2 separate regions of the Homo sapiens genome follow, and region 2 is linked to region 1. The links are chromatin loops, found by intact Hi-C in ENCODE. Cell type or tissue: gastrocnemius medialis. All regions are shown on one strand.

Evidence for each region. Hi-C counts contacts between places; a loop is a spot of excess contacts. Peaks named below come from ENCODE experiments on the same cell type or tissue, not always from the same donor. Only the 100,000 strongest peaks of a DNase experiment are listed, where the experiment ranks them.
Region 2: it touches region 1 in a loop (2.6-fold over the local background); 2 of 110 quality-filtered maps call a loop at or near these places.

Annotation. Positions count from the first base shown.
Region 1 is chr17:29,386,184-29,394,183 of GRCh38, forward strand. TAOK1 (TAO kinase 1) reads left to right here and starts at 4,180. Exons shown (of 20, transcript NM_020791.4): 1 at 4,180-4,841. It overlaps MIR4523 (microRNA 4523), which reads left to right and starts at 4,479; the gene lies at 4,479-4,547. It also overlaps the pseudogene RNU4-34P. RefSeq lists enhancers at 3,736-3,975, 4,096-4,185, 5,346-5,585 and a silencer at 4,226-4,695. In gastrocnemius medialis, no CTCF peak of the experiment used is centred here; DNase peaks (open chromatin) are centred at 777, 4,118 and 4,964; H3K4me3 peaks cover 2,500 bases; H3K27ac peaks cover 2,809 bases.
Region 2 is chr17:30,112,892-30,120,891 of GRCh38, forward strand. NSRP1 (nuclear speckle splicing regulatory protein 1) reads left to right here and starts at 3,925. Exons shown (of 7, transcript NM_032141.4): 1 at 3,925-3,972; 2 at 5,189-5,282. The coding sequence starts at 3,953. MIR423 (microRNA 423) reads left to right here and starts at 4,188; the gene lies at 4,188-4,281. It overlaps MIR3184 (microRNA 3184), which reads right to left and starts at 4,269; the gene lies at 4,195-4,269. RefSeq lists enhancers at 3,436-4,635, 3,668-3,787, 3,808-3,907, 3,938-4,037 and silencers at 3,750-4,351, 4,288-4,357. In gastrocnemius medialis, no CTCF peak of the experiment used is centred here; DNase peaks (open chromatin) are centred at 3,890 and 4,330; H3K4me3 peaks cover 1,995 bases; H3K27ac peaks cover 2,143 bases.

The DNA of each region.
Region 1 (8,000 bases):
CAGACAGGAAAGTTCTCTAAGAACTGTAGAGTAATTAAAAAAATTTTTTTTTGAGACAGGGTCTCACTTTGTCACCCAGGCTTGAGTGCAGTGGTGTAAACAGGGCTCACTGCAGCCTCAACTTCCCAGACTCAAGTGATCCTCCCACCTCAGCCTCCCTAGTAGCTGGGACTATAGGTGCACACCAGCACACCCAGCTAATTTTTGTAGAGATGGGGTTTCCCCATGTTGACCAGGCTGGTCTCAAACTCCTGAGCTCAAGTGATCTACCTACCTCAGCCTCCCAAAGTGCTGGGATTGCAAGTGTGAACCACCACACCCGGCCATAGGGTACTTTTTGCCAGAAGAAGAGGGAGAAATTTGGGACAGACAAGAATAACAGATGTTCACTACAAGTGGAATAGAACTGCTAGTGAGGCTAACTGATACGTTTTTTGTGGGGATGCTAGCTAGAGTAGAATATATTAGCACTTGTGGTCAGGTGAAATAAAGCAGCTATCACCTGGATACAACAGAACTTTCATATCCAGACAGGATCTTCACTATAAGTCTGAGACATGGGTAGGGCATATTCATTTTACAGTATATGCTTTTGGGAGTCAAGAGACACAGAGAAGCATAGCAGAAAACACATCATTTACATGACAGGACCGGCTATAACTCCGATACGTACATCAGTTTGGGAAGCAGGTGACTTCTAGACATTCTTAGAACCTTAGACAATCCTGAAAACATTTGACATGTGTAAGACTCCAGAAATACCCATCGGCCAGGCACATAGTGCCAAAGTGACAGTAACCTCCAGAGAACTCTAGCATGTGTGTACACCTTTTCCTAGAGTTCTCTGTCACACTAACATTTGCAGCAGCTATTCTTCCATACACTCCAGGCAAACAGCTTTCATTCACTCACTCTTCTTGACATCTCCCACACCTAACCCAATTTCTGACACATAGGAGAAAATGTCTGCAGAATTATTGAACTGATAGCAAACATTTGTTGAATGTCATTATGTACATTATGCTAAGTTTGTGGACATAGATATAAATAAGACAAATATTCATATGCTTGTGAAGATCACAGCCTGGTGGGAAAGGCCAAAAAATAAACAGTTCTGTGTGAGGACTATTTGGTTGCAAACAAAAGAGAACCAGACCCAACGTTAGCTTAAGAAAAATGGGAATGTTTTAGCACACAAATGCTAAAAACTCCAGGGTCAGGACTGACTTCAGACAGAGTTAGTTCCAGGGCTTCAGTGATCTGGTTTTATCTCCAGAATGTGTTTCCCACTGAGTTGCCTTTGTTCTGGGGCTTCACAGCAAAAGGCAATAGCAATTCCAGTCCTTACATTCTCTCAAGGAAATAGAATGTAGTGGCTCTGAGAACTGCTTGAACCCGGGAGGTGGAGGTTGCAGTGAGCTGAGATCGTGACACTGCACTCCAGCCTGGGCAACAGAGCGAGACTCCGTCCCAAAAAAAAAAAAAAAAAAGAATATAGACCGAGCACAGTGGCTCAGCTTGTAATCCCATCACTTTGGGAGGCCAAGGCGGGTGAATCACGAGATCAGGGGTTCGAGACCAGCCTGGCCAATATGGTGAACCCCCCCCCGTCTCTACTAAAAATACAAAAATTAGCCGGGCGCAGTGACACGCGCCTGTAGTCCCAGCTATTCAGGAGGCTGAGGTAGAAGAATTGCTTGAACCCGGGAGGCAGAGATTGCAGTGAGCTGAGATCGCGCCATGGCACTCCAGCCTGGGCGACAGAGTGAGACTCTGTCTCAAAAAAAAGAAAAAAAGAAAAAAAAGAACACAGTGGTTCTGGATGAAAGCTGAGTTTGACAACTGGCTTCACCACAAACTGGCTATAAGAACTTTGACAAGTTAATCAAAATTCTTCTCTGTGCCTCAGTGCCACTCTTTCTTTCTTTCTCTCTCTCTCTCTTTCTTTCTTTTTGACAGAGTCTCGTTCTGTTGGCCAGGCTGGAGTGCAGTGGCACAATCTCCTCTCACTGCAACCTCTGTCTCCTGGGCTCAAGCAATTCTCTTGCCTCAGCCTCCTGAGTAGCTGGGATTACAGGCGTGTACCACCATGCCCGGCTAATTTTTTTCACGATGTTGGCCAGGCTGGTCTCGAACTCCTGACCTCAGGTAATCTGCCCACCTCAGCCTCCCAAAGTGCTGGGATTACAGGCATGAGCCACCGTGCCAGGCCCAGTTCCACCATTTCTAAAAGGGAATAATAATTATACCCACCCAATATGGTTATTGTGAGGAGTAAATAAGTAGAGTGTTTAGAACTCTCTCTGGCATATAATCAGCACTCAATACGTGTTAACTATTTCACTATTTTTGTTATCATCATCATCAAATTTCAGAAACTTTGTGCAGTGGCAGTATTGTAGCCAATGAGATTTATCCGAGGTGTGATTATTGCTCATTGAAAAATCATAGGCTGGGCACGGTGGCTCACATCTGTAATCTTAGTACTTTGGGAGGCCGAAGCAGGTGGATCCTTTGAGGCCAGGAGTTCAAGACCAGCCTGGGCAACATGGCGAAACCCATCTCTACAAAAAATACAAAACTTAGCCAGCACGGTGGCATATGCCTGTAGTTCCGGTTACTTGGGAGACTGAGGTAGCAGAATCATTTGATCCTGGGAGGCAGAGGTTGCAGTGAGCCAGGATCACACCACTGGATTCCATTTTGGGAGTTCAATATATATATTACATTTTTGGGAGAAAATAAGAAAGTTTCTTTCCCAAAAAGCCAGAGAAAATCTTATTGTACCCATTGGCTCTAATTGGATCATGTGCCCATCCCTGAGCCAGACTAGAGGAAGGTCATACATACACTGTATACACGGATTGCTTAGGTCTGATCAACATGCTCCTTCCTTGGAGCACAGATCTACTATGGCCAGCCTGGTCTCGAACTCCTGACCTCAGGTGATCCGCCCGTCTCAGCCTCCCAAAGTGCTATAATTACAGGCGTGAGCCACCGGGCCCGGCCCAGAGTTAATTTTTATTCATGAAACTCATATAACAGGTTTATTTATTTCAGTCGTTTTGTTGGTTAAAGAACCAAGATTTTTTATGACTACACTTTGTGTACACTTTTAGGTTCTCTCTTTTTTTTTTTTTTTTTTGAGACGAGTCTCATTCTGTCGCCCAGGCTGGAGTGCAGTGGCGCAATCTCGGCTCACTGCAACCTCCGCCTCCCGGGTTCACGCCATTCTCCTGCCTCAGCCTCCCGAGTAGCTAGCTGGGACTACAGGCGCCCACCACCACGCCCGGCTAATTTTTTTCTATCTTTTAATAGAGACGGGGTTTCACCGTGTTAGCCAGGATGCTCTCGATCTCCTGACCTCGTGATCCGCCCGCCTCGGCCTCCCAAAGTGCTGGGATTACAGGCGTGAGCCACCGCGCCCGGCCTTACACTTTTAGGTTCTTGAATAAGTACTGAGGGAGTTTTCCCTAAAAAAAAAAAAAAAAGTTTTGAGATAAAAGAATAAAAACTCTACTTCTTCTTTGCATAGGAGTCTTTAGTTTGTTTGCTGCTCTTGTTCCAAAACTTCTCATTACTCAACCTACTAAACCCACAGACACTTTTCAAGAAGTTATCTCTTTTCTACATCACCAATATATAGGGTGGCTTAGATCTGTATTTCCAAGTCTTACTGTCGTTCCAAGAATTAGTATCAACTATTAGAATCTCAAAAACTCAACTGCATACTGATTGCGCTGCCCAGTGTACCTCTGAATCCCACGGGGGAGGGGGTGTAGAACCGAGTTGTGCAGGAATGGGATATTCCACACTTCAGGGCAAACTTATTCGCAGGATCAGTGGCGGGCTTTGGAGGTGGGAAGCAGGAAGGAAGGGGAATGCAGATAAACTCTTCTTCTTCAGATCTCCGGGGTGAAATGAATGCACCTGACGCCCGCGTGGCATTAGAAGCTCCGCGAACTCAGTGAGGCCATGCTGGACAGAGGCTGGAACTCCGGGCCACCGGGACAACTCTGCCCGTAGCAAGCCTTGCGCGCTCCTGTGAGGGCGCGCGCGCGCGCATGTAGTCGTGTCTCGCGCAGGGTCCGGCCTGTCAGGCGGAAAATCTCGCGAGATCGGAGACGGGGGATGACGGTCTGGAGGAGGGGAGTGGTGTCGGGTAAAGGGGGGGAAGCTGGGCAGCGGCCGGGCTCTGTGGCTTCAGGGCTCGGGGAGAGAGAGGGAGGGTGGCAAAGAGACTGAGTCGGTGCCGCCGCCTGCCTGAGGAGAGAGGAGGGGTCCCGCTCGCCCTGCGCCCTTCGCGGGCCGAAAGCACTAGGCACTCGCGAACATCTGAGGCCTCCCGGCCCCGGGGGACCCCGCCCCGCCGTCCGCCGGCCGGCCCGCGGCCTCTCTTCCCTTTGTGAGCGCCTCCTTACCAGGGGTGGTGTTGGTGGCGGAGGGCTGCGCGTGGGCCCGCCCGCCGAGGGGCCGCGGCGGGGGACCGAGAGGGCCTCGGCTGTGTGAGGACTAGAGGCGGCCGAGGCCCGGGCCGGTTCCCCCGAGGCGGCGACGGAGACGGCTCCCGGCACTTCCCCGCGCCATCTTAACTGAGCCCAAGCGCTGAGGGCGCCTCCTCGACCCCGGTCGTCCCCTCGCCCCCCCCCCCACCCCCCGCCGCCGCCGCCCCTTGTTGCAGAGCTTGGGCTGGGCGGCTTGCTGGGGCTCGGGGGTGGGGGGCGGCGATCTGTCGCCGGGCCCCCTCCTCCTCCTCACTCCTCACCCTCCAGGGTAGCGGCTACCGGAGCGCTGCAGGGGGCTGCGCCTGCCTGCTCCGCCCCAGACCTGTCGGCGAAAGGGTAAGGGCACCTCTGCTTTGGGAAAGGGGGATATAGAGGGGGGCGGGGAAATTCGGCCCACTCGGGCCTGTGTGTGGAAGAAGGGATGTGGGAGTGGGGTGGGGGAGGGAGAAAAGGAGGGTCTGTGATTCTGTGGGTGGGGTGAAGAAGCTGGTGAGCTGGGCGCCCTCCGGTTTTAAGGGGCGAGAGCAATTCCATTCCTTTTTCCTGAGGGTCACCGGAAGGGGTGGTGGAAGGGGGATGTTTCGAGGAAGGTGTGGCCCTCACAGGGAGACTGGGTTGATGTGCACCCCGGTTTAAAGGCGCGAGGTCCCCTTCCCCTCTGGTGCCTTTGCTCCTCTTCTCCTTTGTAGTGTCTGTGTATTCTTGGGAAGGGAGACTGCTCTGGGTGGCTTGCTGGGTGGATTCCACCCCCTAGCACAGGAAATCTATACCCCTCTTCTGTAGGGGCGATGGAAGCGTTTCTCTCCCCGTACCCTTCCCCCTTCCCCATCCTCTAGTCTACTGCAATGCTGCAGAAGTCCAAGGCAGTTTCTTCATACACAGACCCATGTATACACAGAAGGGAGGGGGAGCAGGAGAGGGAAGTAATGGCGCTTCCCTTGAAAAGGTTACTCTTTTTCCTTTGGTTTTAAATCGACGACAGTATCGTTTTAATACTCTTCCCCTGAGATCTGTCCATGGGAAGTGTATCTGTTCTGGTGTTATTGTTGGGGGATATGGCCTCTCGAGAGGGACACCTCTCCTGTTAGAACAGTTTTGATGTCTCTCTTTTTGAGAGATGTCTGGATTGACATTTTTTGTGAGCAGGTTGGATTTTAGTTAGAATTCAAATAAAATAATTTTGTACCTCCTCATCCTCATTTCCCTTTTCTTTTTCTATGACTTTTGTAGTTCATGAAGAATTATTGGCCTGGCGCGGTGGCTCACGCCTGTAATCCCAGCACTTTGGGAGGCCAAGGCGGGCGGATCACGAAGTCAGGAGATCGAGACCATCCTGGCTAACACGGTGAAACCCCGTCTCTGCTAAAAATACAAAAAATTAGCTGGGCATGGTGGCACGCGCCTGTAGTCCCAGCTACTCGGGAGGCTGAGGGAGGAGAATCGCTTGAACCCGGGAGGCGGAGGTTGCAGTGAGGCGAGATGGTGCCACTGCACTCCAACCTGGGCGACAGAGCGAGACTCCGTTTCAAAAAAAAAAATTATTAACAATTATTACATACAGACAGCCTGTCTGATTCAGGGCATTTCTCCCTAAGCTGTGAATTTTTAGGGTTGATACTGTTGTGTATAATATTGAAATTGGATTTTTTTTAAAATGGTAAGGTTACAAACCTTTCTGCAGCTGTTTCTTTGTTCTTATTAATCTGCCTAATTATTCTATGATCTATTTTCTGTAGTCAGTCATTTTTCACTTCTTTTGCTACCTGTCATGTTTGTCTGAAAGCAGATCATCTTATCTGGTTTACAGTAGTACTTGTTGGTTTTGTTCTTAGTTGAGTAGAAATAAAAATTTAAACATTCTGGAAATGTGCTGCCAAGTGCTTTTTGTGACCAAAGAGTAGTTTTCAAGTCTCCATGTACTGATGATACATTTTTTTCAAGTGTTTAGTAAATACTGGTGATGTGATTTCAAAATATTCCACATATGACTATTAATAGAATTAATTTTTTCCCAAAGTGAAGAAGAAGACTAAAATGTGTACAGATAATGAGTTGTCTTTGGTGTATTTAGTGTTTTCAGCTCTACTTAGTGACTTATTTTTAAATACTTCAAATGCCATCTACATTTTATGTTGTCATTAAATGTTGTCCAATAGAGCTTTTTTGGTGTGTTTGTTGCATTTTGAAACCTGTTTTAAGATAGGGATTTAAAGGTGTTAGTAGTAGCGCTAGGCACTAACTTAGTTTCTGTCATTTTATATCATGATTTTGATGTAGGAGACATGGTATGTTAAATAAGTTTTATTTTTTTTTCTCAGAAGATGGAATTCTCTTTTCTTTATTCCCTTTTAATGGTCATCTCAATTCATTGAAATAACACTATTCATTTGAGTATTTATTTCATGGGACAAAGCTGCATGTTGTTGATATGTAGAGTTTTCTCCATTATGGCAAATTATGCCAGGAAGTCTGATTCTCCGTATTATGGCTTGTTGTTGATAATTATTTCATATATACTAGCATGTGTTGATCGAAGCATACTGCTCAGTAAGGAGTGACTGCTTTTACCTTGGGAAGTTGTAGGCAGAGAGGATTTATCAATAGAGGCTACAAAACTTAAAGGATTTACATAGGGTGTAGGTTAACTATTTACTTGCTATATTTCAGCATGCTATAACTAAGGACAACTGAAAAAAAAACAACTCTCTTTTTTCATAGCTGGTAGGAATGTTGCCTAAAAGTGGAAAAGTATGTTCATGATCAATTAGATAAATACATTATTAAGGAAAAATTGCCTGAGGGTTATTTCAGATGACCTCTGATGCCACTGTCAGAAAGAAAATGCTGAGAGCTGTTAGTCTGAGTTGATTCTAGATTAGTATGGCACTTCTTATGTTTCTAAATAGTTCATCTACAAAATGGCAGTGTACATCACTTCCTGTTCTTTCACAACTGGCTCTTTCACTGGATTCTCTTTTAATGACTTAATTTTTGGCATTCTGATATCTGATTTGTTAATTTGGTTATAATTCTCATGTTTTATAGGTGGAAGAATTTCTGAGAATCAGCTGGATTTAAAGGCTTTTAATAGTTTAAGATTATCTTGACAGTAACAAAACATTGCTTCCAAACTAAAGGATAGTATTGCAAACAAATTTAAACTCTGAGAGGTTTTAAAGAAGTACAGCAATGTACAGAATCAGAAGTATGAGGGCACTGAATAGAAAATAATTATCGTATTTTTTATAATGTCGATTTTGGGAGAAGTGAGGATATGGCAAGTAATTGAATGGGTGTTGATATAAAATAAACTTTCTGTATAACAAGGTGTATACATGATATTTGGGCCCATGTTACGATGCCATTTTAACAGTAAGAAAGCAACTCTTTAGTTACAGGATACTAGAAAGACTGGATGCTCATAACTAACCATGAGTATGATTTATTTTAATAATTTGCCAGTTTTTTTTTTTTTTTTTTTTTTTTTTTTTTTTT
Region 2 (8,000 bases), 730 kb after region 1:
CCTTACAGCATTTCTTGTTAAAGTTTCAAAAGTTGGGTTCTAAAATGTTAAGAGGCTTCTCTGTGCCCTTACTCACTGCTGCAGTTACCACCACTGCTGCAGACTCTACAACACTGCATCTGAGAAACTGTCCCTTCTAGCCTAGGGAAAATCCCATGACTGCTTCATTAAAATGTCCCAAAGGCAATGGAAGAATACAGAATATAACAATTGAAAAACTCAAATTATGTAGGATATTGAGTTCTCCCCTGGGTAATTATGGGTAACTAATTCCCCATTCAGTCTATTCAAGCAAGAGGCAGGCAGCCCTGGCAGGGGGCTTTATTTTTTACTCTTTATTTTAAGCAAAGTAACACATACTCATAAAAAGTCATTCTGTTATACAAGGTCTGTTGAGACCACAGCATTTCCCAGCCCCACCTTACCTTTATTTTCCTTGCTTCTGAGTCAGCTACTTTCAATTCTTTTTGCTCAGGAGTTGGTAAACAGCCCATTGGCCAAATCTGGCCAGCTGCCTGGTATGGTAAATAAAGTTTTATTGGAATAGCTATGCCCATGTCTGTGGCTGCTTTCACATTACCAGGGCAGAGTTGAGTAGTGGCCACAAAAACCATATGGGTCACATGGACTAAACTATTTGCTATCTGACTGCAGAAAAAGTTTGCCAACCCCTATTTTAGCTGTGGTTTTGACATTTACCTCTATATTGTTAAATTACATGCTTGTGTGGCTACTTTTGTTTTTCCGATTTAGGCAATATCTATTAATCTCCCAGTATACAATACAAAGATTTAGCTCCTTCCTCAGCATATATACACACACGCTTCCCATCCATTCTTCCCAATATTATTACATGGTAATGTAATCAGAATAGATCAATATTCAGTGTTTATATTATCATGATTATGTATGCTATTTACAGCTTAGCCATGTTGTAAATTACAATTATTTTCCATTCCTGTACATCCTTTTGCTTTCCCTAGAGTTAATGTCAAAAGAAAACTGGAGTGCTATAATATCACACAAGTAGATTTCAGAGCAAAGAATATTATAATGATAAAGGTTATTTGATAATGAAAAGTCAATTAAGAAGACATTACAATCTTAAACCTAATAACAGAGCTTCAAAATACATGAAGCTAAAACTGATAGAACTTCAAGTCTATAGACATAAAATATTTACCTAGGACTGGGGGATTTGGAGGAAAATAGGAGTGACTAATAGGTATATGGTTTCTTTGTTGGGTATTAAAAATAATCTAAAATTGGCCAGGTGCAGTGGCTCACACCTGTGATCCCAGCACTTTGGGAGGCTGAGGCGGGTGGATCACCTGAGGTCAGGCGTTTGAGACCACCCTGGCCAACATGGAGAAACCCTGTCTCTACTAAAAATACAAAAATTAGCTGGGTGTTGTGGCGGGCGCCTGTAATCCCAGCTATTTAGGAGGCTGAGGCAGGAGAATCGCTTGAACCCAGGAGGCTTGAACCCAGGAGCTTGCAGTGAGCTGAGATGCACCATAGCTCTCCAGCCTGGGAAACAGAGCAAGGCTCTGTCTCAAAAAACAAAAACAAAACTAAAATTGATTGTGGTGAGGGTAGTACAACTATGACTATACTAAACATACAACTTGACTATACTAAACCCCACTGAATTGCACACTTTAAATGAATGAATTGTATGATATGTGAATTATCGCTCAATAAAACTTTTTAAAAATATTTTTAAAAATATTATACTAGATAGAAATCTGAATCTATACAAAGACATGGAAACACCAGAAATGATAAATATGTGGGTAAACGTATTTTTCCTATTCAAAAAAATCTTTTTAAAAACCAAGTTACTTTTTATAGCAAAAATAATTTATTGTGCATTTATGACATAGTGACAATAGCACAAAACTAGGAGATAAAATGGAAGTATACTTTTCTAAGCTTCTTATACTATACACAAAGTGGTAGATTCTTACTTTAAGGCAGATTGTGATAAGTTTAAGACATATATTAGAAACCCTAAAGCAACAGCTTATATAACAAGCAAAGAAGTATGGTCAATAAACCAACAAAGGAGGCTGAAGCATGAAAATCATAAGCTGAATCACAGTTGGGAAAAATAGAAAACAAATAGCAATCATACTTTTTTTTTTTTTTTTTGAGATGGGGTCTGGCTATGTTGTGCATGCTGGCCTCAACCTCCCAAAGTGTTGGGACTACAGGCCTGAGCCACCCCACCCAGCCTGCAATCATAGTCACTTTAATGAAAATGTTTTAAGCATCCAAATTAAATGGAAGAGACTGTCAGACTGGATAAAAAAGCAAGACCCAACTATTTTCTGTCAACAAGTGATCCAATTTGAATGTAAATACACAAATAGATTAAAATGGGTTGAAAAAGATACACTATGCTAGCATTAATCAAAAGAAAGCTAGTTATATTGATAGCAGACCAAGCAGACAAAGAAGAATAAAGGAATAAAGAGGGCCACTTCTTAATGCTATAGAGGTTAGTAGAGGTTAATGCAAGAGAACGTAACAATCCTAAATGTTTACATACCTAATTTCAAAATACACGACACAAACTGATAGAATTGAAAGGAGAAGCAAATTCGCAATTATAGTTGGAGATTTCAACATCCTTATCTCAGTAATTGATCTCTTTGGCTGCTCTGAGACTAGCTGGGAATGAACCAAGAGTGAATGAGTGCACAGATGTGGGCAGAGTTTTCAAAAAGGTATCATATATGGGCCAGGCACGGTGGCTCACGCCTGTAATCCCAGCACTTTGGGAGGCTGAGGCGGGTGGGTCACATGAGGTCAGGAGTTTGAGACCAGCCTGGCCAACATGGTGAAACCCCGCCTCTACTAAAAAAATACAAAAATTAGCCAGGCATGGTGGCGGACGCCTGTAATCTCAGCTACTCAGGAGGCTGAGGCAGGAGAATCGCCTGAACCTGGGAGGCGGAGGTTGCAGTGAGCCAAGATTATGCCACTGCACTCCAGCCTGGGCGACAAGAGCGAGACTACGTCTCAAAAAAAAAAAAAAAAAAAAAAAAGTATCATATATGATCCTGATTCCTATACCCAATGGCCCGTGAACAGTATTATTAATAATTTTGGTCCTTGGGCCGGGCGCGGTGGCTCATGCCTGTAATCCCAGCAATTTGGGAGGCCGAGTCGGGCGGATCACCCGAGGTCGGGAGTTCGAGACCAGCCTGACCAACATGGAGAAACCCCGTCTCTACTAAAAATACAAACTTAGCCGGGCGTGGTGGCACATGCCTGTAATCCCAGCTACTCGGGAGGCTGAGGCAGGAGAATCGCTTGAACCCGGGAGGCGGAGGTTGAGGTAACCGAGTTCGCGCCTTTGCACTCTAGCCTGGGCAACAAGAGCGAAACTCCGTCTCAAAAAAAAAATTTTTTTTTTAATAATAATTTTGGTCCTATGTAAGGTATTATTAATACACAGATTTTCATTTTTCGCCTAATTATCCTGAACCAGTTAAAGTGAACACTTGGAAGGGGGTAGGGGGAATATCGATAGCCATGGCAGTGGTTTTCAAACTTTATCAGAATTACCCGCTGGTTAAAATTCAGATAACTCGCTTCACTCCAAAGTTTCTGATTCTGCAGGTTTGGGGTAGGGCCCGAGAATTTGTCATTTTAACAGTATCTCCGGTGTTGCTGATGCCGCTGGTCCCAGAACCACACACTGCGAACAACTGGCCTAGAACGTTGTCATTCCTTTCTCCTACAGATTTTGAGGCAGCCGGTGGGCTCCGAAACAAAACAGAGGTCACTGGATCCGATTCCCAGTACCATAGAAGTGACTCAAACCAGCGATTCAACCGACAAGCAGGATCCGGGCCACCCAAAGCCGCGCGAGAGTTTACGTGACGACATCGGCGTCAGCGTCACGGAGGCGTCGGCCACGTTCAGCGGACACGGGAGCAAGATGGCGATTCCGGGCAGGCAGTGAGTGATCCGGGAGTTAGGGTCAGGCTGGGGGATGAGAAACTACGGCGACTGTATCTTTGGCCGAGGAGTTTTAAATGCGCTGGAAGTGAAGGGACTGTGTCGTCAAGGGTAGAGACGGGAAAAAACGAGAAGTCCTGAGGAACATAGATTCCCCTCCCCCGTACATTTTCCCGGATGGAAGCCCGAAGTTTGAGGGAGAAACTTGTGAGGAAATAAAGGAAGTTAGGCTGAGGGGCAGAGAGCGAGACTTTTCTATTTTCCAAAAGCTCGGTCTGAGGCCCCTCAGTCTTGCTTCCTAACCCGCGCTTGAGTTTCTCCCCGCTTGGATGCTCTCAGGGGCAGTGTGAAGAGAGACAGTTCCTGGCTTCCTTAGAGGGCCTTGTTCTCCTTGGCAGAAGCTCAAGTCCTGATTCCCGCCCTTCCTTCTCGTTTTAGGAATATTGTTCTGAGAAGCCACAGAAAAAGGGTAGGCATATAGGAAATTGGGGTATACGTTGCCGCAAAAGAGACAAATACTGTACGTACTTGAAAGTTTTACCTTTGATGTGTAATCCTTACTTTTGATGCGGCCTCCCGTGATCTCCGCATCTTAAAGGCCAAAACGTGAGAAACTAAAGGAGTTGGATCTGATGGGATGGTTCTCTCAGATGCTCCGAGGCAAAGCACATGATCTTAATAAAGTGTAATGCGAACTTGCCCCATGGCTACTTGGGTTTCTCAGTTATCTTTTAAAAATTTTCGTGAGTTACACTATCCAGTCAGTTCTTAGAAACTGTGTAAGTACACAGTAGGAAAAAAAATCTAGCCATTTTCTTGACTGTTTAGACCACAAGGATAGTTGAAAGCATTTTAAAATCTTTAGTGGACATGAACTAAACTTTCCACTACACATGTTTTTTTTTTTTTTTTTTAAATGTTACTGTCACTTCGCCATCTTAAAACATTTCTGAACTTTTCATTTACTTCTCTTCTTTGATAAAAATGGTATTCGAGTTTGGCCCGTGTCCACAAATGATCACTTAGAGTAGTAATTATAGAATCTTACGGCATGTTAGAATTTTGAGATCACTGAGAAGCAAAAACAGTCTGTTACGTGTTCATAAAGCTTATGACATGTTTTGATTTGGTAGCTTCATGTGGAAGAGGTAGTAGATGTATTTGTTAACATTTAAACATAAAGGTTTAATTTCTATTTCAAAAAAAATATATGCAGGTATGGGCTTATTTTGCCAAAGAAAACACAGCAGTTGCACCCTGTTTTGCAAAAACCATCAGTGTTTGGGAATGATTCTGATGATGATGATGAGGTAAGGAAACCTATGTTTTACTCGTGCATGGTTGGAAATGTAAATTTTTTAAAAATTGAACTTGTGACTCTGATACCTTTGCCTTTGTTATTTGTCAGTACAGTGGAGTATAATTTACAGAATTGTCAAAAAGGAAGGTGTAAAGAAAGCAGCTCCACCGATTTTTTAAAGATTTTTTTCCCTCTAAAAGCTGCAAACTTTACCTTTAAACAAATACACGGTCTTTTCAGACTACTGAAATTGTCATAACAAAATTGTTGGTGTAAAGATCCCTAGGTATGAGTTATTAAGATGTCACCAATTTTCTACAAATTTTTATTAGCAAAGCAGTTTTTAATTTGTTAACCATGAGCTAAGATCACTATATAACAGTTCTTAACAACGCTACTTTTTTTTTAAATTCAGTGTCTGCCAAATGTAATTGCTCAGTTATAATCGTGGTAGTGAATAGTTACTCTTGATAGTACTACAGTAACATCTAATATCAACATTTTCTATTTTAGCAGCCAAAACTACTTCTGTGAAACCCACAGTTATATATCAGAAACAATCCCAAATGTGTGCTTTTCTTTTCTCTTTTTTTTTTTTTTTTTGAAACAGTGTCTTGCTCAGTTGCCCAGGCTGGAGTGCAATGCCGCGATCTCGGCTCACTGCAACCTCCGCCTCCTGGGTTCAAGCGATTCTCTTGCCTAATCTTCCTGAGTAGCTGGGATTACAGGCACCTGCCATCATGACCAGCTAATTTTTGTATTTTTGTAGAGACAGGGTCTCACCATGTTGGCCGGGCTAGTCTTGAACTCCTGACCTCAGGTGATCTGCCTGCCTCAGCTTCCCAAAGTGCTGGGATTACAGGCGTAAGCCACCGCACCCAGTAAATATGTGCTTTTCCAATACTCCCATCATGTTTTAATATTTTTTTTTCTTTTTTTTTTTGAGACAGAGTTTCGCTCTTGTTACCTAGGCTAGAGTGGGATGGTGCAGTCTTGGCTCACTGCAACCCCTGCCTCCCAGGTTCAAGTGATTCTCCTGCTTCAATCTCCTGAGTAGCTGGGGTTACAGGTGCCTGCCACCATGCCTGGCTAATTTTTATTTTTTTATTTTTTTGTATTTTTAGTATTTTTAATATTTTTTGTATTTAGTAGATTTTCCTGCCTCAGCCTCCTGAGTAGCTGGGATTACAGGTGCCCCACCACCACGCCCAGCTAATTTTTATATTTTTAGGAGAGACGGGGTTTCACCATGTTGGCCAGGCTGGTCTTGAACCTAACCTCAGGTGATCCACTTGCCTTGGCCTCCCAAAGTGTTGGGATTACAGGCATGAGTCACCATGCCCAGCCTCTTTTTTTTGAGATGGAGTCTCCCTCTTTCGCCCAGGCTGGAGTGCAGTGGTGCGATCTCAGCTCATTGCAACCTCCGCCTCCTGGGTTCAAGCGTTTCTCCTGCCTCAGCCTGCTGAGTAGCAGGGATTACAGGAACACACCACCACGCCTGGCTAATTCTTGTGTTTTTAGTAGAGGTGGGATTTCACCATGTTGATCAGGCTGGTCTCGAACTCCTGACCTCAGATGATCCACCCACCTTGGCCTCCCAAAGTGCTGGAATTACAGGCATGACCCACTGTGCCTGACCGGTTTTCAGTTTTTATTATATAATAGCATGGGTGGATAATTTAACATATTTGATATTTCTTTGCTACTTTTGAAGACATTGGCTCTTTATGGCTCACAGTTTTTAAAAATTGAGGTATAATTTACATATAAAATGCTCAGATTTTAAGTGTACAGCTTGATGATTTTTGACAAATGTATATGCCCCAATCAAGATTTAGAACATTTCCCTCTCTCCCAAAAGGCTTTCCATACCCTCCTGCAGTCAGTCTACCTCCCCACTTGCTACCCCAGACAAATGCTCATATTTCTATCACTAGATTAGTTTTGCCTGTTACAGAATTTCATATAAAAAAAATCATACAGTATGTACTCTTTTATGTCTGACTTACTCCACTCAGTATAATGCCAGATTTATCCATGTAGTTGTAGAATCACATTTTTCTTAAAATGGATTTTTTCCCCCTTAACAGTGACTTAAGTTTTTCTTCCATTTTTCTGTTTTTATTTCTTCATAAAATATTAGAATAATTGACCATAAGAAATGAATCAAGGTTACTAGTTAAATCTCCATTTCTGCGTAGCCAACTAGAATATTTTCAAATGGAATATTGAGGAAGTTACTAATTACAACTTTTGAATTTTTAATTATGTCGTTGCATTAGTAGATATTTAATACCTACAATAGGTTAAGAGTTGATCAGTTTTGCATCTATATAGCCTATATACTTTTTATTATGTGGTACGCTTTAACAGTTTTTTTTGGGACCTTATATAGTGTTGCTTTCAACCAGTGTCTAGTCTAGTGGGGAAGACAGACATGTGAACATGAATATAAAGCAAACTGAAATATGAAAAGGAAACTAATATACTGAGGATTCCTGTGTGCTCATTATACTTTATTTGATCTTCAGGATCACTCTGATGTATTATTATTCCCATTTTACAGGTCAGAAAATTGAAGCTCAGGTTAAGTAATTTGTTCAAGGCCATGTGGCTGATAAATAAGTGTCAAGATTGGGATTTGAACACAGGCCTATCTGACCTTCAAACCTATACTATTCTTCTGTCTTGCCTTGTTTTAACAGTAGCGTTACAGAATGTGAATGAA